Regions from separate parts of the Homo sapiens genome. Here all the other regions are linked to region 3. The links are chromatin loops, found by intact Hi-C in ENCODE. Cell type or tissue: GM12878. All regions are shown on one strand.

Region 1 (4,000 bases), 390 kb before region 3:
GTATAGTTCTGACTTTTGGAGCTACATTAATGTCTTTTATTTTTTTTATTATTATTATTTTTTTAGACAGAGTCTCACTCTGTTGCCAGGCTGGAGTGCAGTGGTGTGATCACAGCTCACTGCAGCCTCGACCTCCCAGGGCTCAGGTGATCCTCCCACCTCAGCCTCCCAGGTAGCTGGGACTTCAGGTGTGCACTACCACACCCAGCTAATTTTTGTATTCCTTGTAGACAGAGGTTTCGCCATGTTGCCCAGGCTGGTCTCAAACTCCTGGGCTCAAGCAATCCATCTGCCTTGGCCTCCCAAAGTGCTAGGATTACAGGCATGAGACACTGTGCCCAGCCACGTTGTTTCAAACATTCAAAACAACAGCAACAATAACAAAACGCTCAAAACCAAAACACGAAATCAGCAAGAATGAGAGGGAATCCCTAAAGTGGAATAAAAATGAATCCAACTAGGCTGGGCGCGGTGGCTCACACCTGTAATCCCAGCACTTTGGGAGGCCGAGGTGGGCGGATCACGAGGTCAGGAGATCGAGACCATCCTGGCTAACACCATGAAACCCCATCTCTACTAAAAATACAAAAAATTAGCCGGGCGTGGTAGCGGGCACCTGTAGTCCCAGCTACTCGGGAGGCTGAGGCAGGAGAATGGCGTGAACCCGGGAGGCAGAGCTTGCAGTGAGCTGAGATAGTGCCACTGCACTCCGGCCTGGGCGAAAGAGCAAGACTCCGTCTCAAAAAAAAAAAAAAAAAAAAAAAAAAGGAACCAACTATTAACCCATTTATGCTGGAGGTTGCAAATTTGTTTTGTGAAAAATCAGACCTTGGTAATGACCTTGAGCAGTAGGATAGAAATAACTCCACAAGCTTAGCATTCCAATAATGGAACACTAGGCATAAATGGGTTAATATATTCCAAATAATAACACAACCACACTGATACGTAGAGAAAGGTAACTTTTGAACAGTGCTTTGATTCTATTATCCTCAGGCCCAAGACAAAAGGAATGATAAATACTGAATTCTAGCTACTGGGTTTGTTTTTCACAGAGATATGAGTCATGAATTTGTAAACTCCTATGGTATATTCTCAGATTGTGCAAATAAATACACCGCGGAGAAGAGGAGCCAGGTCTCTCACTGTTTGGGAAGGGGGTTACAAATATGGAAAGATGGAATCCTGGAATAAACCACAAATCCTGTGGTGTTAGATGGATTTGGAACTATCTGTTTGATACCTCGTGGTTTTGAATAAGTATGGATGGGTACAGAAAGATATACACGTATCTACCTACATTACATATAATACATACATGTATTTCCTAGCTCTGTCCATTGAGTGGGTCTAGAAACGATGACACCCAGTACTCAAATTCTGGTTTCTTAACACCATTTTCCACCAAAAGGAATGTGGGCTCCTTGGAGAACAGTGAATAACAGGGCTGAATATCTCCTGCCAGAAATGGGGTGCTGAAAAAATGATGGAGGACACAGAGCCAGGTTAAAGGGCCTCCCCTACTGGCCATACGTTGGATAATTGAGTATTAAAATAATGACAGTGTTATAATCTACAGAATAAAATAAGATGGCTGGGCACGGTGACTCACGCCTATAATCCCAGCACTTTGGGAGGCCGAGGTGGGCGATCACTTGAGGCCAGGAGTTTGAGACCAGCCTGGGCAAAATGGCAAAACCCCGTCTCTACTAAAAATACAAAAAAGTCATCCGGGTATGGTGGCAGCCGCATGTAATCCCAGCTACTCAGGAGGCTGAGGTGGGAGGATCACCTGAGCCCGGGAGGTGGAGGTTGCAGTGAGCTGAGATTGCACCACTGCACTCCAGCGTGGGTGACAGAGTGATACCCTGGCTCAAAAAAAAAAAAAAAAAAAAAAGATACAGAATAAAATAAGAATCCAAGAGCCCATACAGTTAAGAGCTTCCTTACAATGGAATACCAACTCTTCAGCTCTTTTGAGAATGAAATAATAATAACAAAAAAAATAGGATACCAACTTTCTTGTAGAAGAGTGATATAGAAGAAATGATGAAAATAGAAAAACAGCCATTTGACAACCATCAGAATAATATTTACATAATCTGAAAATACTTTGCCCAAAATAGGTTAAAATAGTAATTTTAGATTGAAGAAACCTGGCAGACAGTATCTTTTTTTTTTGAGATGGAGTTTCACTCTTGTTGCCCAGGCTTGAGTGCAATGGTGCAATCTCGGCTCACTGCAACCTCCGCCTCCCGGATTCAAGCAATTCTCCTGTATCAGCCTCCAGAGTAGCTGGGATTATAGGCGCCTGCCACTACGCCCGGCTAATTTTTGTATTTTTAGTAGAGACATGGTTTCACTATGTTGGCCACGCTTGTCAAACTCTTGACCTCAGGTGATCTACCTGCCTCGGCCTCCCAAAGTGCTGAGATTACAGGTGCCCGCCACCATGCCCAGCTAATTTTTTATAATTTTAGTAGAGATGGGGTTTTACCATGTTGGCCAGGCTGGTCTTGAACTCTTGACCTCAGGTAATCTGCCCACCTCGGCCTTCCAAAGTGCTGGGATTACAGGCGTGAGCCACTGTGCCCGGCCCGACAGTATCCTAATCAAGCGATCCAGGCATGCATCACCAGTAATGGGACAGACAAGACAGCACGCGCCTCCTGGTATGAGGAGCTGAGGACAGCACCGCTCTTGTGGTATTCCTGCCAAATATTCATAACCTGGATCGAATCTTGAGAAGTATCAGAGAAGCCCGACTGAGAGGCTCAACAACATAACTGGCCTGCACTCTTCCAAATACCAAGGTAATGAGAGGCAAAGAAAGACTGTTCTAGATGACAAGAGACTACAGAGTCATGACAGCAAAATGCAACGTGAAATCCTGGACTGGATGCTGGAACAGAAAAATATGTTTTCCCTTTCGTTATAACAGTTCACAACTGGCAAGATCTGAATGAGGCCTATAGATAGATATGAATATTGTAAAAAAAAAAGAGGCCAGGTGTGGCATGTGGTGGTGTGCACCTGTAATCCCAGCTACTCGGGAGGCTGAGGTGGGAGAATCACTTGAACCTGGGAGGTGGAGGTTGCAGTGAGCTGAGATCATGCCACTGCGCTCCAGCCTGGGCAACAGAGCGAGACTCCATCTCAAAAAAATGAATTAAAAAAAAAAAAAAAGAGTGTTCTGCTAATGTGACCCACAATATGCAATTCTGTAGTGGTACTCTGAGGCTTTGAAAATCAAGTAATAGGAAGAGAGCCCATTAATTCCAGGCCACAAGCAGCCCTGGAGAAAATAGAAATTCAGAAAAAAAAAAAAAAAGAGAGAGAGAGAGAGAGAAACAAGGCAGGATTACCATACCCAGCTCTGGGTTCAAGTCTCAACTCAGCTACTGTCTGGCTTAACAACAACTGGACAGGCCCTCTGACCTCTCAGGTCTCATTTCCACCAGATTTCCTGGGAAACAAGCCACTGTCTTTATTAGTAAACTACAAAATGTATTTTGCATGAGTACAAAATGTATTTTGCAAGTGAGTAAGTATGTAAATAAATAAGTCATCTTTTGATAATAACATGAATTCTGGTTTGTTTGTTTTTTTTTTGAGAGACTCTCGCTCTATTGCCCAGGCTGGAATGCAGTGGAGTGATCTTGGCTCACTGCAACCTCCACCTCCCGGGTTCAAGCGGTTCTCCTGCCTCAGCTTCCCAAGTAGCTGGCATTACAGGCGTGCACCACCACGCCCGGCTAATTTTTGTATTTTTAGTACAGACGGGGTTTTGCCATGTTGGCCAGGCTGGTCTTGAAATCCTGGACTAAAGTGATCCACTCGCCTCGGCCTCCTAAAGTGTTAGGATTACAGGTGTGAGCCACCGTGCCCGGCCTAAAATGGATTCTATTTTAATATCAGTCAATCACAAAACAATCCCCCTAGACAGCCCTCTCTTAGATTTTAATATTATTTTCACTAAAAAAAGGAAGGGAGATGAAGA
Region 2 (4,000 bases), 550 kb before region 3:
TCCGAGATGTTACAGAAGCATTTAGAACAGCGTATAAAGCATGGATCACTTTTAAATATTTAAAAATGCACACAAACCACATGAAGCTAACTTTGTTAAAAGTATATGTTCTTTGCAGTAGTAGTTAGTAGTATTCTTTTGTGAGATGGCTTTTTTTTTTTTTGAGACAGGGTCTTACTGTGTTACCCAGGCTGAAGTGCAGTGGTACGATCACAGCTCATTGCAGCCTCGAACTCCTGGGCTCAAGCAATCCTCCCAAGTAGCTGAGACTACAAGGACACACCACCCTATCTGGCTATTTATTCATTTTTTGTAGAGACATGGTCTTACCTGTTGCCCAGGCTGGTCTGGAACTCCTAGCCTAAAACAACCCTCCTGCCTCGGGTTCCCAAAGTGCTGGGATTACAAGACTGAGCCATGGTGTCCTGCTAACATTTTTTTTTTTTTCAAGCAATCACCATTTGGATTCTTAGTTCTCTTAACTTTCAGGTTTTTAACAGTTCAATACACCTTCCAAATGTTCCTTGGAATATTTTTTCTGGTTTAACTATTGGTTTAGGTGATGTCTATGGCCTGTTTTAACGCTAAGACTCTCTGATCTGTATCCATTTGGTTAGAGCACGTATGAGTAAATCCAAGGTTATTCAATGACTTCACTCCAACACCTTTTCTGTGATCTCTAGTTCTACAGTTGCCTAATGATTTTGGGATAAAAAGTGCTTTTGAGACACATACTTTAGAGTCCCTGCTCTGCTAATGCAGAGCCAGTCTTAATTAATAGTTAAAATGACATTGTTTTGCCTTATTCGATGAGATTAACTGAGCAAACATTTATTGAGCAGCAATTATGGACAAGACATTAAGAAACACAAAAAATGATAACCGTCTTGACATTAGGAAGCTTAAGGGAAATACGACATATTAATAAATTACTACAAATTAAGGCATAATATAATAAAATAAGAAGAGAACAAACTATTTTAACAAACGTGTTCTACCACCCGCAATTCCCAATGTGCAGCTTCACTCAGGGGACGTTAAGTTTCTAGGCCAGCAGCTAAGGATGCATTCAGTTTATATTCAGCCTCTCAAAATGCAGTTCTGTAATCACAATACAAAAACAACCAACAACACTTGCCCAAACTTCATTACGTTTCAGGTAATACTAAAAGTCATACAATGCTTATAACATAAAACTTTGTCGTAGAAAGTAAATTCGGCTGGGCGCGGTGGCTCACGCCTGTAATCCCAGCACTTTGGGAGGCCGAGGCGGGCGGATCACGAGGTCAAAAGACTGAGACCATCCTGGACAACATGGTGAAACCCCGTCTCTACTAAAAATACAAAAATTAGCTGGGCGTGGTCGCAGGCGCCTGTAGTCCCAGCTACTCGGGAGGCTGAGGTAGGAGAATGGCGTGAACCCGGGAGGCAGAGGTTGCAGTGAGCCGAGATCGCGCCACTGCACTCCAGCCTGGGAGACAGAGCGAGACTCTGTCTCAAAAAAAAAAAAAAAAAAAAAAAAGTATATTCAATAAACCTTGCGTGTAAAGCAGTAAGAGCTCTTTGCCTACAAAATATAAAAAGTAATTACAATTACTCTTCAATAAATCTGGGTTGCATCGCTATCACTCGCTGACTTGCTCAATTGATCCTCTCAGTCAACTTTTGTCTCTTCCTTACCACTAAGCGGCAGTAAAGACTAAATAATGACGCAGCTCTACTCAAGCGTTCCCTATCCAAGTGAAGTTTTCCCATTATTTCTACTTCTAAAAAAATGAATGTAAGATGGGATTTTAAACTTCCACATTAAAAAAAGAAGAGTGGAGGGAAAAGTATGGAGGGGAGAAATAAAGACACGTGAATAAAACATTTGCTTTACCATTTATCTTTTAAAATGACATGGAATGTCAATTTCAAGATCACTTAATCTTTAAAAAAAAAAAACCCGCAATCTGAACACAGTCCTTACAAACGTGCCAATCGCTGGTTCACTGTGGTAGGTCTCCCATGCTGCCTATGTTGTCACTGAATTACACTTGACCCTTGCATGGGATTACCCTCCACCCTGTGGGTCTTCACTAACTAGAACCCCATCTACTGCATGCTGTGCTCACCACTTTCCTTGCCATCTATTAGCCCCTTCTTCAGTATTTGATCTTCAGGTCACCTCTTCCCTTCCTAGCTCTTTCTAGCACTCTGATTTTCTCTGTCCCTATAGCCTACCCTATTCCAGATCAGCTCTCAGAGACGAAAATGGGGACTTCAGGATGGAGAAATCAAAGGAAGCTGTTATTATAACCCTTCCTATCTTATTTTCCTATAAATTCTCTCTTTCTGTCTTAGTCTCTTTCTCTCTCTCTCTAAGAAATAGAGAGAAATTTACAGAGTAAGAGATATTAGGAAGACAAATTTCTTGGCAGGGTCAGGAAAAGTTTGAAGAGTTGCTGATATTAAAACAAATTTGAATTAAACCTTTTTAGACTTCATAGGTAGCTCCTCTCAAAAAGGTTAAGTTAAAGAATTTTGTTAAGGGCAGATTACAGAATATATGTAAAATATTTGATACTTTTTTGTTATTATTACAATACTAGTCATGTCTATAATATTTTAAAAGTAAAGAATTATATAGTTTATATTTCTTTCTAATCTAGAAACAGATTCTTATTTTAGCTTGGATATTTGTTAACCATTTCACAATCATTGAGATAAAATTAACTTATATTTTATGGAAATTATATTCCCTTATGAAATACCATAGAATTGTTATTATAAATCTTAAGTAAGAGGTTATGTGTTTCATATAGCATTCCAAAAATAAAACCAACAGTATGCTTTGCTTTGCATTATGAATCTATAAGTTATAAAACTTTTAGTATTGCAAATATTGTTACAATAAACAGTTAGACTGAAAATGTGTGCAATTTCACCTAAAAATAGAAAATAAAAGCTTCGTCTTCAGAAGCTATCAAGGAAAATTATAATAAAAGCTATATTTTCCACAATTCAGATTTAATTAATTTTATATATTGCCATTGATTTAAATAGAATTTTAATTTTAGAACCATTTTAGATTTACAGAAAATTTGTGACGATAGTATGGTGTTCCTGTAAAGCCCCAAACCCAGTTTTCTCTATTGTTAATATCTTAGTATGGTATATTTGATACAATTAATGAATCAATATTGATGAATTATTGATATATAAAAATCATACTTGTTCAGAATTCCTCAGTTTATTTAATATTCATTTTCTGTTCCAGGATACAATTTAGAACATCACATTACATTTAGACATTAGGAGAGAGATTCCAAGTTACATTGTGCTGCTGCTCCATTTAAAACTTTGTGTTTGAAAATGTGTAACAAATTATATTTTCCAGTTTTAAAAGTCACATTTTTATATTACAAAATGTTTAGAGTGCACGAGTATGTGAAACACAATTTCATCATTAAAATACTAAATTTTGGAATATATGTTTTCATTACTAGAAAATGTTTTCAACTGTGGGTGTGTGTGGTTTATTTAAGTGTTTTTATGAAAGCATTTGGGAAATCTCCACCCATGAATTGATGTCTCTTAACTTCTACCTGTATTTCTAAGAGTGTCAATTATATACATTTTACAGTTTTTCTATTTAATGCATAAAGTTATTTTTGAGTGCGATGTATATCTTTTAACAATATAAAAGGCATAACTCTCTTCTTTTTACCTATTAAATGGATACACTTTTATTTACTTGTGTTCCAATATCACTGATTCAATTTTTGCAACGTGAATTCTGCTTTCTACTCCCATAAACACATCATTTAATTGCAGTTTTGTTTGTTTCATTTCCTTGGGGTTTTCTTTTTTGTGTACTTCTGCACCATCCGTTCTCTTTCCTAACAGCTTTACTTGAAGTATACTACTTAGTATTGATTGACAGCCTACTCTGTGCCAGTCTTTCCTCTGTAGGACTGGCCTCTACGTCAACACTTCCGGGGCTCTGGCACAAGTGCCA
Region 3 (4,000 bases):
TGGACTTAGTTTTGCAGATGTAAAAAGTTTTAAGGAGGGCAGTTATAGGACACTTTGGTGAGAGAGTGGGAGATGGTGTGAAAGGTGGAATGTTGGACCAGGAGATTAGCTCTTTGAAAGTATCATTATTCAGCCAGGTGCGGTGGCTCACACCTGTAATCCCAGCATTTTGGGAGGCCGAGGCGGGTTCATCACCTGAGGTCAGGAGTTCGAGACTGGCCTGGCCAACATGGTGAAACTCCATCTCTACTAAAAATACAAATAAAGAGATAAAAAAAACTAGCAGGGTGTGGTTGCGTGCACCTATAATCCCAGCTACTCGGTGGAATCGCTAGAACCAGGGAGGCGGAGATTGTGGTGAGCTGAGATGGCACCACTACACTCCAGCCTGGGCTCTGTCTTAAAAAAAATAAAAATAAAATAAAGAATCATTATTCTTTTTTTTTTTTTACATCTAACTTTATTGCACAGGCTGGTCTTGATCTCCTGGCCTCAAGTGATTCTCCCGCCTCAGTCTCCCAAAGTGCTGGGCTTACAGGCCACTGTGAGCCAGACCAGTATCACTATTCTTGATGGTTAGAGAAGTGGGAACCAGTAAGAAACCTATTTTGATATGCATAAAAACACATACTCCATTGATATATTTATGAAAATTACATAGAGTTTTGGAAAAGGGTATTTTAAAGGCTGCAGTGAAACTCTTAGGAGAAACTAGAAGTGAAACCTTTTAAAAGCACATTTTGAGTTCTTTCATAGTAAAATGTATTACTCAGATTAATTATGTGAAAATTTGAATTTTTAATATTCATGGATTTCAATTTTCCCAAAGCAGGGTTTGGATGAGTAAAAGCAAAGTTGGAGCAATTCAGGCCTAGAAACTCCAAAGCAACTACCATTACATTCAATCCCATTCAAACAAGGCACATGCTTAGAGGGTTTAAATGTGCTTGTTAAGAAACAAAAACAAAACTCTGGATTTAATATAATTTTTAAAAGATATGATTTTACAACTCCTTTTTTGGGGGAGGCATTTAAAAAAATCTATTTTGAAAATATATAGGACAAAAAATGGAAGAATTTAAGCTTTCCACACTGATGTGAAAAAGTATAAGGGTTAAGGTGATGTCACCAAAATGGCAGAGAAGAAGTAATCTGACTTCACTCTCCCATACAGAAAATGAAACAGAACTAGCCAGTGTAAAGATCATCACCACCAATATCCAAGAACTCAAAACCGAGGCTGTGACAATCCCTGGAGACACAAAGACGTGAAAAACTGCAAGCAGAACATACGATAAATTGATTTCTCTATCCATAATAGCCTTCCTTCAAACTGCGAGGCACTTCCTGGAAATGTCACCCAGCACTCACGCTTTCAGCACCGGAAAAAGGGAGGTCAAGGTGGACAGCCATCTTCCCCAATATCTTGAATTCCTATGCAGGAAAGCTGTTCCTGTCTCAGCCCATGGGAAGCATCATGAGTGTCTGCAGCCAGAAGGACCCTGAGGGCATCTGGGAGCTAGACAGAAGAGGTGGGGCAAGCAGCCCCAGTGCATACAACTTGGGAGCTGCTCTCCATCCCGGGCAAAGAGATGCCAAATCAGAGAGGCAGTTTGGCAGCACCATGCTGTAGGAGGTGCACTGCCTGGATCCTTGAGGGCACAAACCCCTAGCCAGCTTTCCCACCCAGCCAGGGAATCCCCTCTGGGACACCTTCTTTCCAAGATCGGCAGTGCTTTGAAAGGCTGCAAAAGCTGCGGCAAACCTGGTCTTAGGGCACCATCTAGTGCCAAAAAGGAGGTAGTGATCTAGTGCTAAGGGAATTAACAGGCAAATTTCACGGGTAACCTCTAAACACACATATGCTAGTAAGAGCAAAGTAACACAGACAGCAAAGACTGGAAAAAATAACGAATCCTTCAATGCGAAGACATAGTTGTATGTTTATAATAAACAACAGCAAATAGGGAACCATGACCTCCTTAAACGGACAGAGCAAGATTCCAGTACTGACCCTAATGAAATAGTGATATGTAAGTTCTCAGATGAAGAATCCAAACTAGCAGTTTTGAGGAAACTGCAAACTCCAAAATAACATATAAAAGCAATTCAGAAATGTATCAGAGAAATTTAACAAGCAGATTGAAATAATTTTTTAAAAAATTAAACAAATTTTAGAACTGGGAAATACATTGGCTGAACTGAAAAATGCATCAGAAGGTCTCAACAGCAGAACTAATAAGGCAGAAGAAAGAAGTAGTGAGCTCAAAGACAGACTATTTGAAAATGCATAGCCAGTGGAGAAAAAAAGAATAAAAGGAATAAAGAATTCCCATGAAATCTAGAAAATAACCCCAGAAGAGCAAATCTAAGTCATTTGCCTTCAAGAGGGAGTTGAGAAAGAGCAAGCAGCAGAAAGTTTTTTCAAGGAAATTAGAACTAAAAAAGAATGTTTTCCTACAATGTATTTTATTGGAGAATACCCAAATAATGAAATATCCGTTGTTTAATTTAATATAACTTTAGATTCGAAATTATGGCAAGTTTGTTTATGAGTATTCCATTACATTTATCTACTTATTTTAATCATTTACCTAGATTATTTATGAAAACTGCAATAGTCATCATTTAAAGTTATGAAACCGCCATTGCAAAATTGTAACTGAGACAGTGAAAACGACCTGACCTAACTGACTTGTTTCTAGCCTCCAAGCTATTCTTGTTCATTAACTTAGCTTATAGTTTAGCTTTGAAACAAAGATAACAGTCCTTTCCCAGAACAAACTTCCTTCATGTCTGTGGACTAGACTGCCTAAGGCCACAAGATTATAAGTTAGGATATTTTTACTAAATAATTCAAGATTTAGCTATCTCCATTAAACCAATATTAATGTTTCATTTATTAGAAATTACACAAGCAAAGATCATTCTGTTTTGGGATAAATTATAGTTTTGTAGCTTCTATGCCAAATTTTGACACCTTATAGTATTTGGTAGAGATAAGTATGAAATTGTGTGATCAATAAATGCAAACAAAAATGTATGTCGGCAACTCTTAAGACATCTCTAATATTACTTTACCAATAATTTTTAAAGCTAGCTTGTTTATTAAAGATTTTCTTTTAGTCACATAACTTGAAAAAGCATTTGACTAGTCTTTTCTATTTTTCTGTTAAAATATTTAAGCACTTTTATTTTTCTTTGAGCCAATTAATCAGAACTCTTTTATATATTTTCAATAGTGAAACATGGTGTACACAAGACATAAATACATAGACATATTAGGCATGCCAATAGAAAACCATTTTATAGATTTGTAAGACCTCCTTTCTCCTATCTTTTAACTGTATCTTTGAGTTCCGGGCAGAGCCCACACTGAATCCTGGGTTTTCAAAAAGGTAGAAGTATTATGAGGTTAGACCATGTGATGCTTTTACAGTGCACTTTAAAAATTTTTTTTCCAAACAAAGACATTTCTAAGTGTCTAAATTACACTTTCTCTTAAAAGCCCCAGAGTAAGATCGCGCCACTGCATTCCAACCTGGGAGACACAGCGAGACTCCGTCTCAAAAAAAAAAAAAAAAAAAAAAAAAAAGCCCCAGAGTAGCTTCTGTTGAAATAGCTATTAATGAAGAAAACAGAATTCAGTTAACTGAGAAGAAAAAACTTTTGCTCAAAAAGACAAGGTCCTAGGAGAGAAATAAACAAAAACAAAAACAAAAACATGAAGGCCTTTTAAATACAAACACACCCACATACATATACACATCTTAGATGTTAGCTTTCAGTTAAGCTGACTCTCAACCACTGAGCTTCTAAAAAATATTTTTCCTTCCCAGAGGCCTCCCAGCAGGAATGGACCCAATACCTTCCATTTTCAAGTTTACATGATATCAAAGGAAATAAGACCAATACACAAATAAGTGGAGGCAAAGTTTGGACAACATAAGGGGGAGTGCACTGGGCAAAAAGACTCAAAACCAACTCAAAACCTGATCTT
Region 4 (4,000 bases), 100 kb before region 3:
GATGAAGTTAAATTTCTTAGACCTTTCACAACACACGTTGAGCAGACAGGAAATACCACTAGAAGACTTTATAAAGTATTTCTCAGCAGATCCTTGCTAATTTCGCCAGCCAGCATCATCGTCCTGGCCCATGTGCCACCCATTATTCCAGTGAGGCCAGAGGGAAAATCGCTGCTCTAGGTTTATGAAAAAGGACAAAGTTTTCCTTTCTGAAATTTCTCTCTGGAGACCCAGATTTTAAAATGAATAGTAGCTAGTACCGGCACCTTTGTTTAAACCACGTTATGCCACCAGAAAAAAACATCTGGGGGCATAATAAACTCACGGGCCCTTTTCTTTTGTTACTTTCCTCTAGTACTCCGTCTCGTCAAGGATCACATTAAAAGTTCTTTTGAACCGCTATGCCCTGAGTGTCTAGGAAACACATTTCACGTTCCACAGGGGTATGAACTAAGAAATACCTTAGCAGGAAAGTAAGAGGTACACCGGGCTAGGTCTTTGGTGGAACACCTGCGCAGAGGTTCTTGGAGACATTAGGACACCCTAGTTAGTTTCCTCCATTCTGTAAAAGGCCCTCTGGATATTCATTTCAAGCCAAATTATGAAACTTGTGCCTGGTGTCCAAATCTATCTTTATGGTATTTTAAAATGAAAATGAGAATATTCGGGGGAAAAAGTTATTTTTAAAAAGAGGAAAGAGTTGTCCAAAAGTTTTAGAGGAAGGAAACACTCTAAGATGCATCAGACTGCGAGCCACACTCAAATTCTCACACGGCTGGCATTTAATCCACATCTAATCTTGGCCCCTCAAGAATCCCTCCAGGTTCCGGGAGACTGGGGCTCCCGGACCTGCTGACCTGCTGACCTGCTGACCTGCTGGACGTGCAAGGGTTCATAGCAGTTCCCCGTTTGACCTTGCAGCAATTTCCTGGGCAGGAAATCTGTCAAATCTGTTGCAATAGCTCGGGAAAAAGCAAACCCGAACCCCAAACCCTCACACCCCCACCCTCGCGAGCCGGGTCCAGAGTGGAGATCAGCGGAGGGGACCCTGGGGACCCGCTGCGCTCGAGGGCCACGCCTGGGGGCACGCGTTCACGAGGCCAGATCCTGGAGCTGCCCCCGGCGTCGGACCCGACGGGCTTGACAAACGGGTTCCTGACAGCCCCGAGGGGCCCGTGCTGGCGCTCCCAGGGCTCCCGGGACTGGGAGCGCCACTTACCTCGACTGCTCTGCGGGGCGCTGCGGGGCGCGGGAAGGCGGCGAGACTCCGGCCGGGAAAGCGACGCGCGGTGCAGACTGCCGCACCCGGGCTCCAGGTCGCTGCCCCGGGGAGGAAGTGCTGTCAGCCCTGCCCTTCCCACGCAGCGCGCAGACGTGTGGCGCTATCCGAGCTGCTTTGCTCCGAGGTGCAAGGAAGGCCCCTGGTTAGAGACAGTGGGACAGACAAACATATGCGTAAAGGACTCCGAGTTAGGGGCTGCTTTCTCCAACTCATCGAGTCTGCGCCTGATTTTCTCTCCCCCATCCCACCCCTACTACACAACCACCTTGAAGGGATTTTTATTTTATTTTATTTTATTTTATTTTAATTCTGGGAAACGTTGCGCCTCCCCCTACCTGTGCCGCGCGCGCCCTTCTCTCAGGAGCGTCTCCTGGCGAATGGAACCATTTTGCAGCCTCGACGCAAGAGGGACTAAGGGATTGGGGCCTAGTGATGGTTCCACCAAAGACTGAGAGGCCGCTTTATGTTGCAACGGTCTCCCAAAGTGTTTACTTCAGCACTTTCTGGGCTTCCTCTTTTGGGCCGGTTGTGCAAGGCTTCCCGGCCGCCTGCAGCCCGCCCTCAGGGGACGCGGTGCAGGGCTGGACTGGCAACACGCGCGTCCCGGCCGGAGTTCAGCTGTCTCTCGGGTGGGGGTGGAGGAAGGGCGCGCTGGGCGGAGGCCCTTTCTCAACCATCAGGTTGGTAACCTCACCCTCCTCCCTCCCCACGTTTAACCACGCTCAGTTGGCCGGCCAGGGTGTAGAGGAATAGCACTGTCTTCATTGCTCGTAGAAATCCAAAATGGTCTGAACCCCGTGGAAGAGAATTGAGCAATATCTATTTAACTTATGTATGGATTCGCCTTTTGACCCCGTCATCCCACTTCCAGGAGTGTGTTACGAAGATCTGCTGATGAAAATAAGTAATGCACACGGCAGAGGGCATTCATGGACTCACTATTTGCAACAGCATAGGACTGGCTGGAAATAGCACCTGTCAGTTGGGAGTGGAGTTTCCTGAGAGAAAGTCGCTGGGGAGGTCTGAAAATACAGAAGTTAAAATCAGTTATGATTTGTAAATGCGGTTGAATAACCCTCCCCTTCTCCTCTACAGCTGTGTCTTCAAAGGCTTATATGTCAGGGAAGGTGGTGAAGACATAAAGACAGAAATTAGGTGCATGTGTTAATTAGGCAATTTCAAATAGTTCTGTCATTTATTTAATGAGAAACTATTCGTAAGCACCAACACTTCTAAGAACAATGAAAATAGTTAGAGGAAACAATTTCTGCTCTCATGCATGGTGCATTCTAGTTGGTAGAAAGCAGACAATAAACAAATTAATATTTAACATGTCAAGGAATGTAACTAGTTTTGAAGGAAGTTAAAAGGTGAGGGATAGAGAGTGATGGGCATGGGGATGGGGTTGCTGTATTAATTAGGGTAAATAAACGATAAATAAATAGAAAATATATTTTCTCCTCATGATTTTCTTAATAACAGTTTCTTTTCTCTAGCTTTCTTTATTGTAAAAATACAGTATTTATCTAAATACATATAACATAATATGTGTTAATTGACTGTTTAATATTATCAGTAAGGCTTCTGGTCAACAGTAGGCTATTCGTGGTTAAGTTTTGGGGGAGTCAAAAGACATACATGGATTTTCAATTGTGCAGCAGTTTGGTACTCCTGAAATCTGGCATTGTTCTGTTACAGTAGGTAGCTAGTCAGGCATGAGCAGGGCAGGAGAGGGCTCCTCCCACCCCCTACCAGGAATGTCAGGTGACCATCAGGTGATGATCAAGCAGTTGTTATCAGCCTTACTGATAACATAGTCGATTAACTCATATTATTTTATATATATTAAATACTGTATTTTTATAATAAAGTAAGCCAGAGAAAAGAAACTGTTATTAATAAAATCATAAGGAAGAGAAAATGTATTTTTCATTTATTTATTTATTATTTATTTATCCTAATTTTTTTTAATATAGCACCAGGGAAAGGCAGTCTCCCAATAGACAGAAACACCTGAAACTGGTATTTCTGTCTGATAAGTGACACTTGAGCTAGATCTAAATGGCATGAGAGATTAATCCACACTGGGTTTTTAGATGGGAATATTCCAGGCAAAAGGAACAGCACATTCAAAGACCCTGAGTTAGGAGAGCACTTAAGATATTGGAAAAACACCAAGGAAATTAGTACGGCTGAGCAGAGTGAGATGGGAGGGACAGACATGAGATGGGATCAAAAGGAAATGGTGCCCAGATTGTGTGCTATTTGGGAGCTGTGGAAGAGAATTTGATGTGAGTGAGATGGAAAGCCAGTGGAAGGTTCTGAGCAGAGTTGTAAGTGCTACATAAAATATAAAATCAAACAATGAGAGTGACTTTCTTGGGGCAGGGAAAGTGGTCAAGGATCACCTCTTTACAAAGTAATGAGAAGGGGCAGCCATTCAGAAACTTGGGAAAGGATTCCAAGAGAAGGAAGAACAAGAAGAGGGGCTGAGATAGGAACATAGAAAGTTCAAAAGAAGGCAGGCCAGTGTGCCTGGAATGTTCTGAAAGAGTAGGGCAGCAATAGTGGATGGGGACAGAGAGGTAAGCAGGAACCAGAACAAGCAGGACCTTGTAGCCAGCATTGAGGACTTTAGGTTTTATTCTAATTGCAATGGGGGACTATTGGAATGTATTTAGCAACTGAGTGCATGATTTGACTTAAGCGATAAGCCAT
Region 5 (4,000 bases), 220 kb before region 3:
GTGTGAAAGAGAAACTCCTTGCATTCCTCCTAGTCCTCATTGCTTCTGTTGTTTCTGGTTTAATTTTTATTATTTTTTAAGACAGGGTCTCACTCTGTTGCCCAGGTTGGAGTGCAGTTGTGCCATCACGGCTCACTGCAGCCTCTAACTCCTGGGCTCACGCAATCCTTCCACCTCAGCCTCCTCTGTCGCTGGGACCACAAACATGCATCCATGCTTGGCTTTTTTTTTTTTTTTTTAAAGAAACACTCTTGCTATGTTTCCCAGTCTGGTGCTGAAACCCCGGGCTCAAGTGATCCTCCCACCTTAGCCTCCCAAAGTGCTGGGATTACATGCGTGAACCACCAAGCCCAGTTAGTTTCTGTTTTATGTGTCTGTCTCTGATAGACTGTGTCTTCCATGAAGGTGGGAACTACATCTGTCTTATTCACTGCTGAAGACCCTCAGTGCTTAGCACATGGCCAGCGCATGGCAGGTATTCCAGTCCAGATGTCAGAATACTTGAAGAATCAAGAAACAAGCACAATATTTCCTGTTCAGTTAGAAATCACCGTCATCAGGCGAGGGGCCGGCAACCAAACATAGGTTCTGAGATATTAATATGGGCCATGTAAATTTTCATGGGTCATTATAAGGTTTATTATAATACATTTTATTATGTAGAAAAATAATTAACCACAAGCATCGTGTGTGTGTGTGTGTGTGTGTGTGTGTTTGTGTGTGTGTGTGGTATGGTACCACCTCTTTCTTCTTCCTCCTGTCCTCAGAGGATTCATTAATCCTGCTAGGATAATCCTCATTTGCTGGTGGTGCTGAAAGTGGAATGGAAAGCCAAGAGAGCTGGAAGCATCTATCTGCTCTTCAGTTGGCAGGAAAGGAGGGAAGCTGTCCAATTCCTCTCTTAGGGTATTGCATGGACCTCTCCACTTCTCTTTCGCTTTCCATCTTAAATCACTGACCTCCAAGGAAATGGCTATTCTCAAAGTTGTTCTAAGCAAAGGGTCTCGTGTCTTTAAACTTCAGTTGGAATCTGACTGGCAGCGTCTAGTCACTCTGCTAGACTTTCTAATGACTCAGCCAGCAAGAGCGTGTGGGATTGTAATCTTTGTCCAGAAAGGATAACAAGACCTTTATAGACTCCAAGAGCTTGACGAGAGTTTAGTAATTTTTGGTTTCACAAATGAGAAAACTGAGGCTCAGAGAGGTTACTATATATTCCTCCCTGTGACCCCACTAGAACCTGGGGGTCTCCTGACTAACCACCTAGAATTTCTGTGTTTGTATTAAGCTATTAAACCCAAATCCCAGACTTGGAAGAGACTACGGAAAAATTCAGAAATGATTTTTTAAAAATTCCTCTCTTTGGTCTTTTCAGGCAACTGAGGAAACTCTACTCATATTTTTGTCTTTAAATATGTATTCTCTATGTAGGTCACTCGGCCTCAGAAATTGCATCTCCATTGCTCGAAGAACGGTCAATTCCTATTTGCTTGGGCATAGCAAACAGGAACACAGACATTCTCTCTACCGACGGTGAGAACTTCACATCAGGCTCCTGAATGTTGCTGTAGTTTTCCAGTCTAGCCAGCAGATGACAGCAAACACTTTTGAATGGCTGCTGGGCATTTTACTGTTTTGGCGGTTCAATGCTTACTCCCTCATTCTGAATGTTAGATTTTATTTTTGCAAATGTTACTCCAATAATGATCCTCTTTGGAGGCCCTTAAAATTGGAAATATCTATCAACTCAGGTAATATGGCCCGATAGCAAAAAGGATTTGTTTTCTTAATTAACCTGAAGGTCATATTGATGAAAAATATACTAAAGCCAACACTTATTGGCTGGAACATGACAGCCCACAAATGCCTCCAGCATTCCCTTCAACAATAACATGTGCAAAGCCAAACCAATGCCCTTGTCTTTCAGCACCAGAAACACGGCTCTCTGACCTACAAACAGCATTTGTGTTCTGATTGTCATGTAAGAGAGGCAAGCATTGGTCTCTTCAGCAATTGAATGTTTATAATTGTTCTTAGAAAGCAGCTATTCCACCCACCCCCCACTCAGACATTTAAAAAGCTGACATTGTTACCTTCAAGATAATCTATTATTGTTTTTGGTAGATGTCACGTGAGAACCAAGTTTCCAGAGCAGACTAAATCTCATCGTGTTTGCAACAAAATGCACAAAGCAACTGCTTATATAGAGTTAGCCATTTAACAAGCACCCTAAACAATTTCTTAAGAATGTTATTCATTGAAATAGAGCAAAATGTAGTCACTCCCTTAAAGAAAATGACTTTTGAACATAAAACAGCCCCCTGATGATGGGGTGATAAACCTTGCTATAGGTCAGGTCTCACCAAGTTCCTTCCTTACACTATATGTGTGCTATGGATGTATACAGGAGGATTCTATGACCTCTAAGGTCTCTAGCAATCCTCAGATTTTATGGTTCTAAGATGAGCTACCTAATGGGAAAAAGCTCCTTTCTGGCTCCCTTGGTGATGCAGAAATCGTTCAGCCTTGCAGACATTATAGAGCAAGTCACTGGGCTTGTTCTCCACCGTGTCTTGAGACTTTGCCAAGGAGCTTATTGCCTAACCGAGCCTTTTGCTGAATAATCATTTGCAAAGAGGTTTCAGGAAAATGCTGGTGCAGTGTCACTGGCCAGGCTCTTTCGCAATTGATTTGATTGTTCCCGATCATAAAGAGAGAGAAGCTCTCTTGGGACATGAGAACAGCACACAGAGGTCAGGGCGATTGTGGACTGTCACTGCTTAAAGGGCACTTATAGACCCTCTGAGCTTACGAAATGAGAAAACAGGGTGAGAGAGGGTGAGCAATTTATCCAAGGCCAAAGGTAGTGAAAGAACCAAGGTCCTGTTTGTTCAATAAATATCTCTGGGTGCCAAGAAATATGCTAATTCCTAGGTACATTAAGAGGAGTAAGAGAGGCAGGGCCCCGTGGCTCACACCTGTAATCCCAGCACTTTGAGAGGCCAAGACAGGCAGATCACTTGAGGCTAGGAATTTGAGATCAGCCTAGGCAACACAGTGAAACCTTGTCTCTACAAAAAGTACAAAAATTAACCAGGTGTTGTGGCACACACCTGTAGTTCCAGCTACTAGAGATGCTGAAGTGGGAGGATAGATGGAACCAGGTGTTCGAGGCTGCGGTGAGCCATGATTGTGCCACTGTGCTCCAGACTGGGCTGGAGGAGACCCTACCTCAAACAAACAAACAAAAAAACAACAAAAAGAGGAATAAGAGAGCTCATGTGTTAATTGGGCAATGCTCCCTGGAGGTGTTTTAGGGAGAGATGTATGTAAACACCTGATGTAATCAAATCACATATGTAATGTGATTATGAAATAGTATGTTCCATACTAAAAGTTTGAAAATGGGCCAAGAGAGGGTCTTTGGAAGAAGCGACAGAATGCTGTAATATATTTGGAGAACATGGAGAAATTCTGTATGGCTGAGGTCTGGAAACCATGGAATGAAGAAGCAGAAATTAAGCTGGTGTGGAATCTGAGTAAAGACCCTTGAGTCAAACTAGAATCTAGACATGATCCCCTGGGCAGTGGGGGGCACTGGACATTTTAAAACAGCACAGTGACACAGGAAGTCACTGGGGGCTATGAGGAAGATGGATCTGGAGTGAAGAATAAGATCGAACTGAGGGAGGGCTCAATGGGAGATCTTGATGGGAAATAGAAGAACTTGCTCATAGATTAACGAGAAATGGGGACAGGAAGAAAATCAGGCATGCTTTTTCTGTTTCTAGCTTGGTAGAGTAGGTGGATGTTATGGGTTTAATTATCTCCCTCCTCCTAAAAGCTATGGTACTCACTCCTGGTACCTATGAATGTAACCTTATTTGGAAATAGGGTCATTGCCAGATGTAATAAAGTTAAGATGAAGTCATCCTGATGAAAGTGGGCTCTAAATCCAAAGAGACTGGTGTAAGCCGGGTGTGGTCGCTCACACCTGTAA
Region 6 (4,000 bases), 170 kb before region 3:
GATTGCTTGAGGCCAGGAGTTTGAGACCAGCCTGGGCAACATAGCCAGATCCTTTCTCTACAAATAATTTTAAAAAATAGTGGGCCATGGTGGTGCATACCTGTAGTCTCAGCTACTTGGGAGGCTGGGTGGGAGGATCACTTGAGCCCAGGAATTTGAGGCTTCAGTGAGCTGTGATTGTACCACTGCACTCCAGCCTGGGTGACAGAGCAAGACCTTGCCCCCCACCCCCCCCCCCCACACACACACGGTAGTGTTAAGCACTGAGGGGAACACTAAAGTGGGGGAAGGATTGGGAATACTGGGGATGTGTGCATGTGGTGTTAGATAGGAAAGGCCTCGCTAGGAAGGTGACCAAAGACTTAAAGGAGATGCACAGCGAACCTACTCAGAATCCAGGGAAGAGGCAGAGGACCTGCAAAGTGCCAAGGTCCCAAGGCAAGGGCAGGCCTAGAGTGCTTAAGGGGCAGCCAGGAGACCAGGCAGCTAGAATGGGGTGAATGAAGGAGTGAACACTGGGAGATGAGGCCAGGGAGGTGACTGGTCGCCATGTCATGCAGGGACTGGAGGCCACTGGGAGGATTCATTCTGGCTTCACGTGTGAGATGGTCAGACATCGGAGACTTTTGAGCAGAGGAGGACAGAAAGAGAGACTGCAGCCCAAGAGAAGAGTCTGGCCCTCGGCAGAAACATAATGATTTATCCATTGTTAAGGAAAGAATATGGGATATATGGGTACAGATGCACGCAGGTAGATAGGTAGATGTCTTGGTGGGAGCTTGCGCAACTTTTGTTTTGACTGTGTCTATTTTCCTTGCAAAATGGGCAACAAAATCATTAGCTGAGGCCAGGTGTGGTGGCTCATGCTTGTAATCCCAGCACTTTGGGAGGCCCAGGTGGGAGGATCGCTTGATGCCAGGAGTTTGAGACCAACCTGGGCAACATAGTGAGACCCTTGTCTCTTAAGTAAAATGGTTTTGTAGGTGAGAGAGTGATTGAACCAGGGTAGCTCACTGGGCACCCAGGACTGAGCAGGAGGAAAGTTGGATTTAACCAAGGTTTGAGAAAAGGACAAGGCAGATGAGGACGTGGAGTTCCAATGATGGACTGTGGAATTAATCACTTGCAGAAAACAGGGGAGAAGAATGGTAAGGAAATTTGGGCACGTTTGGAATGAGTGGAACCAGACTAATCTGGGAAGACTCCCCTAGATGAACCTTGAAAGTCTGGCTCCAGGGGTAGCCAAGGACTACTTCCTGAATATCCATCCATCGGCAGGTATTGAACACCTTCATTCAGAGAACTGTGATAGGTGCCATGGGAATAGAAAGCGTAAAGCCCTATGTGAAAAGGACAATTCACACAACTCTTAGCAGAAAATCCTCAATGAGTCTCAGAGATGTTATTTGCTTCAGGAGTTGAAATCAGATGAAGAGCCAGGCATGGTGGCTCACACCTGTAATCCCACCACTTTGTGAGGCTGAGATGGGTGGCGCGCTTGAGCCTAGGAGTCCGAGAAAAGCCTAGGCAACATAGGGAGGCCTCAACTCTACAAAAAATAAAAATAAATCAGCCGGCATGGTGGTACATGCCTGTGGTTCCAGCTACTCAGAAGGCTGAGGGAGGAGGATTGCTTGACCCCAGGAGTTTAAGGCTGCAGTGAGCCATGATCAGCCTGGGTGATAGAACAAGACCCTGTCTCAAAACAAAACACGATGAAGACTGTTTCATCTTTGCCTTAATTTACCAAATTAACTTTTTTTTTTTAATTTTTTTTTTTGAGATGGAGTCTCGCTCTGGAGTCCAGGCTGGAATGCAGTGGTGCAATCTTGGCTCACGGCAACCTCCGCCTTCTGGGCTCAAATGATTATCCTGCCTCAGCCTGCTGAGTAGCTGGGATTACAGATGCACACCGCTGCGTCCAGCTAATTTTTGTACTTTTAGTATAGACAGGGTTTCACCATGTTGGCCAGGCTGGTCTTAAACTCCTGACCTCAGGTGATCCGCCCGCCTCAGCCTCCCAAAGTGTTGGGATTACAGGCATGAGCCACCGCGCCCAGCCTAACTATTATTAACACTTTATTATCATTAGGTATATTCTTCTAGTGAAGTTAAATACAGCTGTATCTGCTGTTACAATACAATACATGTGTTCTTCAAAAACCTATACTCTGAAAAAATGCATGATCAACTTACAGGCTTATTAGGAAAGTTGGGTTAAGGGCAGATTACTCAAAACCTATTTTGAAACCAGAGCACCAGCAAAAACAGCATTTGGTACCCTGGGATATAACTTGGACATCTAGGTCAGCAGCAGGGCTGACGGCTGCCCCAGGGCATAGGAAAAGTAGACAAGAGCAATTGAGGAAAAGCAGAGGCCAGGCCGACAGAAGCTGAGCTCTGACCCAGTTAGGCATTCCCCAAAGGTGGCGCCACCTGCTATCAACCAAGAATTTTGCAAAGTCCTGGAGAGGGCAGCTCAAAGGAAGGGAGCCCTGGATGTGCAAACTTGTTTTAAAATGTCTTAAGATAGAGCTGAAAGGGCCCCTGCCTGTACAGCACCCAAGCCAAAGGCCCTTTCCTTTCTTGTTGAAGGTATAATTCTACTCCCATCATTCCAGCTCCCAGGAAAATTCATGTATAAGCCAGCAAAAAAAATCATGTACAAGCCAAGGAAACCTCTACATTTATATTAACACAAGTCCCTTATTTATCAATCACAAGTGAGCTAACTGATGTTATAGAAAGAACAATTGTGTACTCTTATCTTTGTCCTTAAAAGTTTTTGAAAATTACAACTATTTGGAAAGTATCACACAACATTTTCTTTCTTTTTTTCTTTTTTTCTTGTTTTTGAGATGGAATCTCACTCTGTCTCCCAGGCTGGAGTGCAGTGGCTCGATCTCAGCTCACTGCAACCTCCACCTCCTGGGTTCAAGCAATTCTCCTTCCTCAGCCTCCCGAGTAGCTGGGACTACAGGCACCTGCCACCACGCCCAGCTAATTTTTTGCATTTTTAGTAGAGACGGGGTTTTGCCATGTTAGCCAGGATGGTCTCGATCTCCTGACCTCATGATCCACCCACCTTGTCCTCCCAAAGTGCTGGGATTACAGGTGTGAGCCACCGCGCCCGGCTTTATTTTGTTTTTTATCATTAAGCATAATCACAGGTCCTTAATTGAACTGCCCCCATGCAAAAGGGATTCATGATTCACCTTCTTAACCTTGGCCTCCTTCAGTTTTTCCAGCGCCAGCTTAATTTTATCAGCCTTGGCTTGGGCTTCTTCCTCTTCCTGGAAAAGGGCAAGATATTCTTCAATACAGTCCATTAAGTAATACCAGTGAGTAATCACTTCTGTCATTGCTAGTGTCTCAGCTACGTTGTATTAACAAAAGGTACCAAATTTCACATGCTTGATTTTCAGAATTTATTAATTACTTTTTAAAGGCATACAAAGTGTAATAATTACATCTGGATAAATGGGGTATCCATTACCTGAAACGTTCAATTTTCAGAATTTAGATGACTATAACAAAATTCTTCAACTCAAAGATATAGAAGGCAGTCACTCTTTATAGCTTGGGAATGGTAACTTAAAAGATGAAATGATGACTTTAACAGTGGTTCGTATATTTAGACCAGAAAAATCCGCTTGGCTCACAAACTGGGATCCGACCTAAGGAATCTATAGATTGACACATCTCCAGGGATTTGAACATTCCCTGAAATTATATGCATACTTTTGGATCAGGATGTCTTTTTGGGGATTTCCAATTTTTTATTAGATTCTTAAAGGGGTTCTTAATGCCCCCAAAGGTTAAGAGAGACTGATTTTTTTTTTTTTTTTGAGATGGAGTCTCACTCTGTTGCCCAGGCTGGAGTGCAGTAGTGTGATCTTGGCTCACTACAAGCTCCGCCTCCTGGGTTCACCCCATTCTCCTGCCTCAGCCTCCTGAGTAGCTGGGACTACAGGCGCCTGCCACCATGCCTGGCTAATTT
Region 7 (4,000 bases), 150 kb before region 3:
TTAAGAAGAAAAAAATTATTTTCTTCTCCTACATAACCTTATCACCCTCGCCAAACAGGACTGAGAACATTTTCCATCTGAATGTTCTGCTCCCTGCAGTGACTTTTCTTTTGCCGTCCTTCTAGTCACTCCCTCTTGAGAAACACAAAAACTACCCTGAGCTAGAGGTCACTGAGCATATTCCACCATCATTTCAAGGTTTAAGTTTTGCATGTTTTATTTTGGAGGACAGATGCTTGAATTGCTATGTGATGTATTAATTTTCTCTACTGCCCTATCTGGCGTCCAGTGTAGGAGGTGTCTTGCAGGAGCATGGGAAGTTGTAAAACTGTGTTGGCCAGGAGGCATTGAGAGGGTACAAGAAGGGGTCTTTAGTTAAGAGAGGTCTAGATTCCATTGAACTAGCACATTTCTTAGTGGCAGACGCATCCCAAAGAATCAGGTGTACATACACATGGGACAAGGAGGTGTGTGTTTGAATCCAAGGAAGCCACTCAGTGAATGCTAAGGGTCAGACCACACAAAGCAGGCAGGTGAGCACCCAGGTATAGAAGCAACAGGTGAGAAAAACACCGAAGGTCTAGGTCTATGTGTGCAGGGAAAGTCAGAGAGGAATCAAACACAGCATCAGTGACGGATGATGGAAGATCCTTGTCCTATTTTGTGTGTATTGTTGGGATTAAAAAAGTGTTTATGGCACCTAGAAGAGAGGAAGATGGCTGCAGGTGGGCCCTGCCCCTGGTTCATGAGGGAAGTCAGCATGAGGAGTCATTTCCATGGGGTTTTATCCCCACACAGTTGCTTACAAAGTATCTGAATCATATCCTCCTTTCTTTAAATTTCCTACAAGGCTGGGCATGGTGACTCACGCCTGTTATCCCAGCACTTTGGGAGGCCGAGGGGAGAGGATTGCTTGAGGCCAGGAGTTTGAAACCAGCCTGGGCAACATAGAGAAACTTCTGTACAAAAAATTAAAAAATTAGCCAGGTGTGGGGGCACGTGCATGTAGTCCCACATACTTGGGAGGCTGAGACGGGATGATGGCTTGAGCCCAGGAGGTCGAGGCTGCAGTGAACTATGATGGTGCCACCAAAGTCCAGCCTGGGTGACACAGCGAGACTCTCTCAAAAAAAAAAAAAATTCCTACAAAATGGCAGAAAGTATTTAAGTAGATATTATCTCCATGGTTTCACAAATTGTCTCCCAAAACAACTAATATGGTATTAAAAATCTTGTCATGGGTTTTTAAGTTATTATTTTAATAAGGGGAAATTAATGGAAAAAACAATAAAATTCCAGAACTGCTCATGTGAATTGCTTTCTATCTGAGTACAATAGTGTGAGAAAATAAAGGAATCCTTCAGATGAATTATTATTAAGAGTAATTATTGGTGTTAACACATTTCAGATTTTTTTATGAGAGTAATCCATTTTATAAGAATAAATATAGATTTGTTTGCTGACCTCAAAACTGCCAACTAGCATTACAATAAGCTTATAGGAATCAAATATAATTTGAGTAACAAGAATCTTGCCATTGATTCATTCTCCTGAACCCTTAAATTTGGAAAAGCACTAAAATAAAGTCTGGAAATGTGACATCGATGAGTCAGAAAAACCCACTGAACCCAAAGGCCTTCGTTTCTCAGGCTGTGCACACCACTGCTATATAACAGGTTAATGACGTGCCACAGTGAATCATCCACCTAAGATGGAAATAACTCAAAACAACAGCGCGTTCTCGTGACCTCTCCCTGCATTCATCTGGTGAAAATCTTTCCCCCTGCCCTTTCCCCTGCCCTTTCATTCCTTTCCCCCAGAGTCTGTTACTGAGTTATTAAGTGGAGCCAACATCAAAATTGTGCTGAAACGTACAGTCATAAGTAAACTTGCTTGTGAATGGATCACAGTTGCACCCACGGTGAAGATAAAAAGACATTTGACTTCAGGGCAGTTTGTTAACAAAAATTATTAATCTGTAAATTCAGTCATATTACATAATTGACCTCCCTGCAAGAAAACCTTATTATTGAAATGGACAGACAAGAGTTATACACATGTATACAGTGTACACACACACAAGCGTAAGAAAATAGGGCTGTGCCTATATGTACGTGTGGTATTTTCCAAAGGTCAAAATAAAGATTAAAAGAGAGAGAGAGAGAGAGAGGAAAAAAAAAAAAACACCCAGCCCTGACAGCTAAAAGTCTTATTTGGGTTAGCAGCCAGAAAGAGCTGGGGTGGAGTTATCACAGTGAAGCAATGCATTGCAAACAAGCCATGCTCACATCGTGACTGGGTGGAGTTAGAATCTTTTTGTGAGTATGTCACTTCTGAGTTCATTTTATGTCTTGGGAAGAACCACAAGTTGTTGATGAAAAAGAAATGGAAATACTACAAAATCAGCTAGATTTTGTGATTATTATTGTTATTATTGGATAGATGAGGGGTGAGGTGGTTGAAGCCGCTTGTCCAGGCTAAAACTTTCCCTTAGATTCCTTGAACGACAAGGAAATTTTCCCTAATGCTTAATATTTCTAGGCTTCAGTTTTTCAATCCTTAAATCGTTTCTCTTTTCCACCTGGATACATTTCAAAACTATGTCTTTTAAACATTTATCCTAAGTACTGTGATGCATATGGTTTACAGGACATATGTTTATATCGACGGCAGAGTTAATCTCACACATTTAACTCAGTTTGCATGCAGTTTGGGATGCCGTGAAGATCAGCAATTCCAGCCATGGAATCTGGAATTTTGGACCTGGATGAGGGCGGCCTTTATTGCATCGGTCAGAGTAGCTTGCCTAAACACAGCCAGCTCAACATCCCCCAGGCATTTCCCTCTAAGTAGCTCCGACTCACTACTCCCCTTCATGCATTCTCTTCCCATGCGCCTTAACTTGGTAAAAGGCCATTAGTCACATATCAGTCTGACTTAGAACCCTTGGCATAGTCCCTTACTCCTCCCATTTTTCCATCTAGTCGGTCGAGGAATCTGTTGGCTTTTCCTGTAGAAGGCTTCTCCTTGCCTTCATTCTCTCTATCAAGCCACAGTTGACACCTCACCAGCTCACCCAGCCTCCAGCCTTCCAGACTCCCCATCAATATTCACCACCACCGTTGCTGCAAATTGCAAATACAAATGTGAATGTGTCACTCTCCTGTTTAAAAATCTTCCCTGGCTGCTTATGATGAAGTGGAGAGCGTTCAGGCACTCAGCGTGTCTTTCAAAGTCCTTCCTAATTTGTCCCATTCGGGGCCTTTTATTTTTTAATTTATTTATATTTTTTTACATTATTTTATTTTATTTTTAGCAGAGACAGGGTCTTGCTATGTTGCCCAGGCAGGTCTCAAACTCCTGGGCTCAAGTGATCCTCGCACCTCCACCTCCCAAAATGCTGGGATTACAGGCTTGAGCCACCAGGCCTGGCCTCAGGACCCTTGATGTTTTCTGAACAGGCTTTTTAGAACTCTTTTTGTCTTTGTATATGCTATTCCCTTTAAATAATATCCTCCTCTGTGCATATCTCCTTCATAAAATCCTACTGATCATTCAAAATCCAGCTGTCATGCTAACACTTTAATGGTATCTTCATTCCCAGCAGAGATTTGCTATCTACTGCACTTGGTAAACATGTCAGTAAATCCTGGCCTTAACAACCAACTTGACATGGTATTTAATCTCCTTGGACTTCAGTTTCCTTGTCTATAAAATAAGGAAAACAATAATGCCTAATTCTTAGGCTTGTTGTGACATCTAAACAAAATAGCCAAAAATACTTAGCATGAATTTGCAATCAGCATTTGCCACACTGAATCACACTCTTTTTGTTATCGTTATAGAATCTCTTAGAAAACTGGGAGTTGTTATTAAGTAAGAATCAGATCTTGTTGATGTTTGTGTTCAGAAATGCGTCGTTGGAAACCCAGAGAGATTAAGTAGCTTCCCAGACTAATGAGAAGAACTGGGCTAGAGTCCAGATCTCAAGCCTCATAGA

The links. Hi-C counts contacts between places; a loop is a spot of excess contacts. Peaks named below come from ENCODE experiments on the same cell type or tissue, not always from the same donor. Only the 100,000 strongest peaks of a DNase experiment are listed, where the experiment ranks them.
Region 1: a loop joins it to region 3, with 4 times the contacts of the local background. A loop is called at or near these places in 17 of 110 quality-filtered maps.
Region 2: it touches region 3 in a loop (11-fold over the local background); 29 of 110 quality-filtered maps call a loop at or near these places.
Region 4: it touches region 3 in a loop (4-fold over the local background); 9 of 110 quality-filtered maps call a loop at or near these places.
Region 5: a loop joins it to region 3, with 11 times the contacts of the local background. A loop is called at or near these places in 90 of 110 quality-filtered maps.
Region 6: a loop joins it to region 3, with 7 times the contacts of the local background. A loop is called at or near these places in 9 of 110 quality-filtered maps.
Region 7: a loop joins it to region 3, with 2.6 times the contacts of the local background. A loop is called at or near these places in 7 of 110 quality-filtered maps.

Annotation. Positions count from the first base shown.
Region 1 is chr10:26,726,672-26,730,671 of GRCh38, reverse strand. The region is part of intron 8 of PDSS1 (decaprenyl diphosphate synthase subunit 1); the gene reads right to left. Among named protein-coding and RNA genes, the nearest start is that of PDSS1, 31 kb to the right of the region's middle. In GM12878, a CTCF peak has its summit at 1,510 (motif pointing left); no DNase peak of the experiment used is centred here.
Region 2 is chr10:26,879,889-26,883,888 of GRCh38, reverse strand. No RefSeq gene overlaps it. Among named protein-coding and RNA genes, the nearest start is that of ABI1, 21 kb to the right of the region's middle. In GM12878, a CTCF peak has its summit at 1,688; no DNase peak of the experiment used is centred here.
Region 3 is chr10:26,333,044-26,337,043 of GRCh38, reverse strand. No RefSeq gene overlaps it. Among named protein-coding and RNA genes, the nearest start is that of APBB1IP, 100 kb to the left of the region's middle. In GM12878, a CTCF peak has its summit at 1,782 (motif pointing left); a DNase peak (open chromatin) is centred at 1,763; H3K4me3 peaks cover 549 bases; H3K27ac peaks cover 1,198 bases.
Region 4 is chr10:26,436,073-26,440,072 of GRCh38, reverse strand. APBB1IP (amyloid beta precursor protein binding family B member 1 interacting protein) reads right to left here and starts at 1,732. Exons shown (of 15, transcript NM_019043.4): 1 at 1,618-1,732; 2 at 1,220-1,421. RefSeq lists enhancers at 1,399-1,478, 2,039-2,168, 1,886-2,415. In GM12878, a CTCF peak has its summit at 2,213; a DNase peak (open chromatin) is centred at 2,102; H3K4me3 peaks cover 2,704 bases; H3K27ac peaks cover 3,493 bases.
Region 5 is chr10:26,554,855-26,558,854 of GRCh38, reverse strand. All of the region lies in intron 11 of APBB1IP (amyloid beta precursor protein binding family B member 1 interacting protein), which reads right to left. Among named protein-coding and RNA genes, the nearest start is that of LINC03028, 22 kb to the left of the region's middle. In GM12878, a CTCF peak has its summit at 1,584 (motif pointing right); a DNase peak (open chromatin) is centred at 1,622.
Region 6 is chr10:26,502,490-26,506,489 of GRCh38, reverse strand. APBB1IP (amyloid beta precursor protein binding family B member 1 interacting protein) reads right to left here. Exons shown (of 15, transcript NM_019043.4): 6 at 3,216-3,293. Among named protein-coding and RNA genes, the nearest start is that of APBB1IP, 66 kb to the right of the region's middle. In GM12878, a CTCF peak has its summit at 2,418; no DNase peak of the experiment used is centred here.
Region 7 is chr10:26,485,382-26,489,381 of GRCh38, reverse strand. The region is part of intron 2 of APBB1IP (amyloid beta precursor protein binding family B member 1 interacting protein); the gene reads right to left. Among named protein-coding and RNA genes, the nearest start is that of APBB1IP, 49 kb to the right of the region's middle. RefSeq lists an enhancer at 2,110-2,159. In GM12878, no CTCF peak of the experiment used is centred here; a DNase peak (open chromatin) is centred at 1,761; H3K4me3 peaks cover 268 bases; H3K27ac peaks cover 2,150 bases.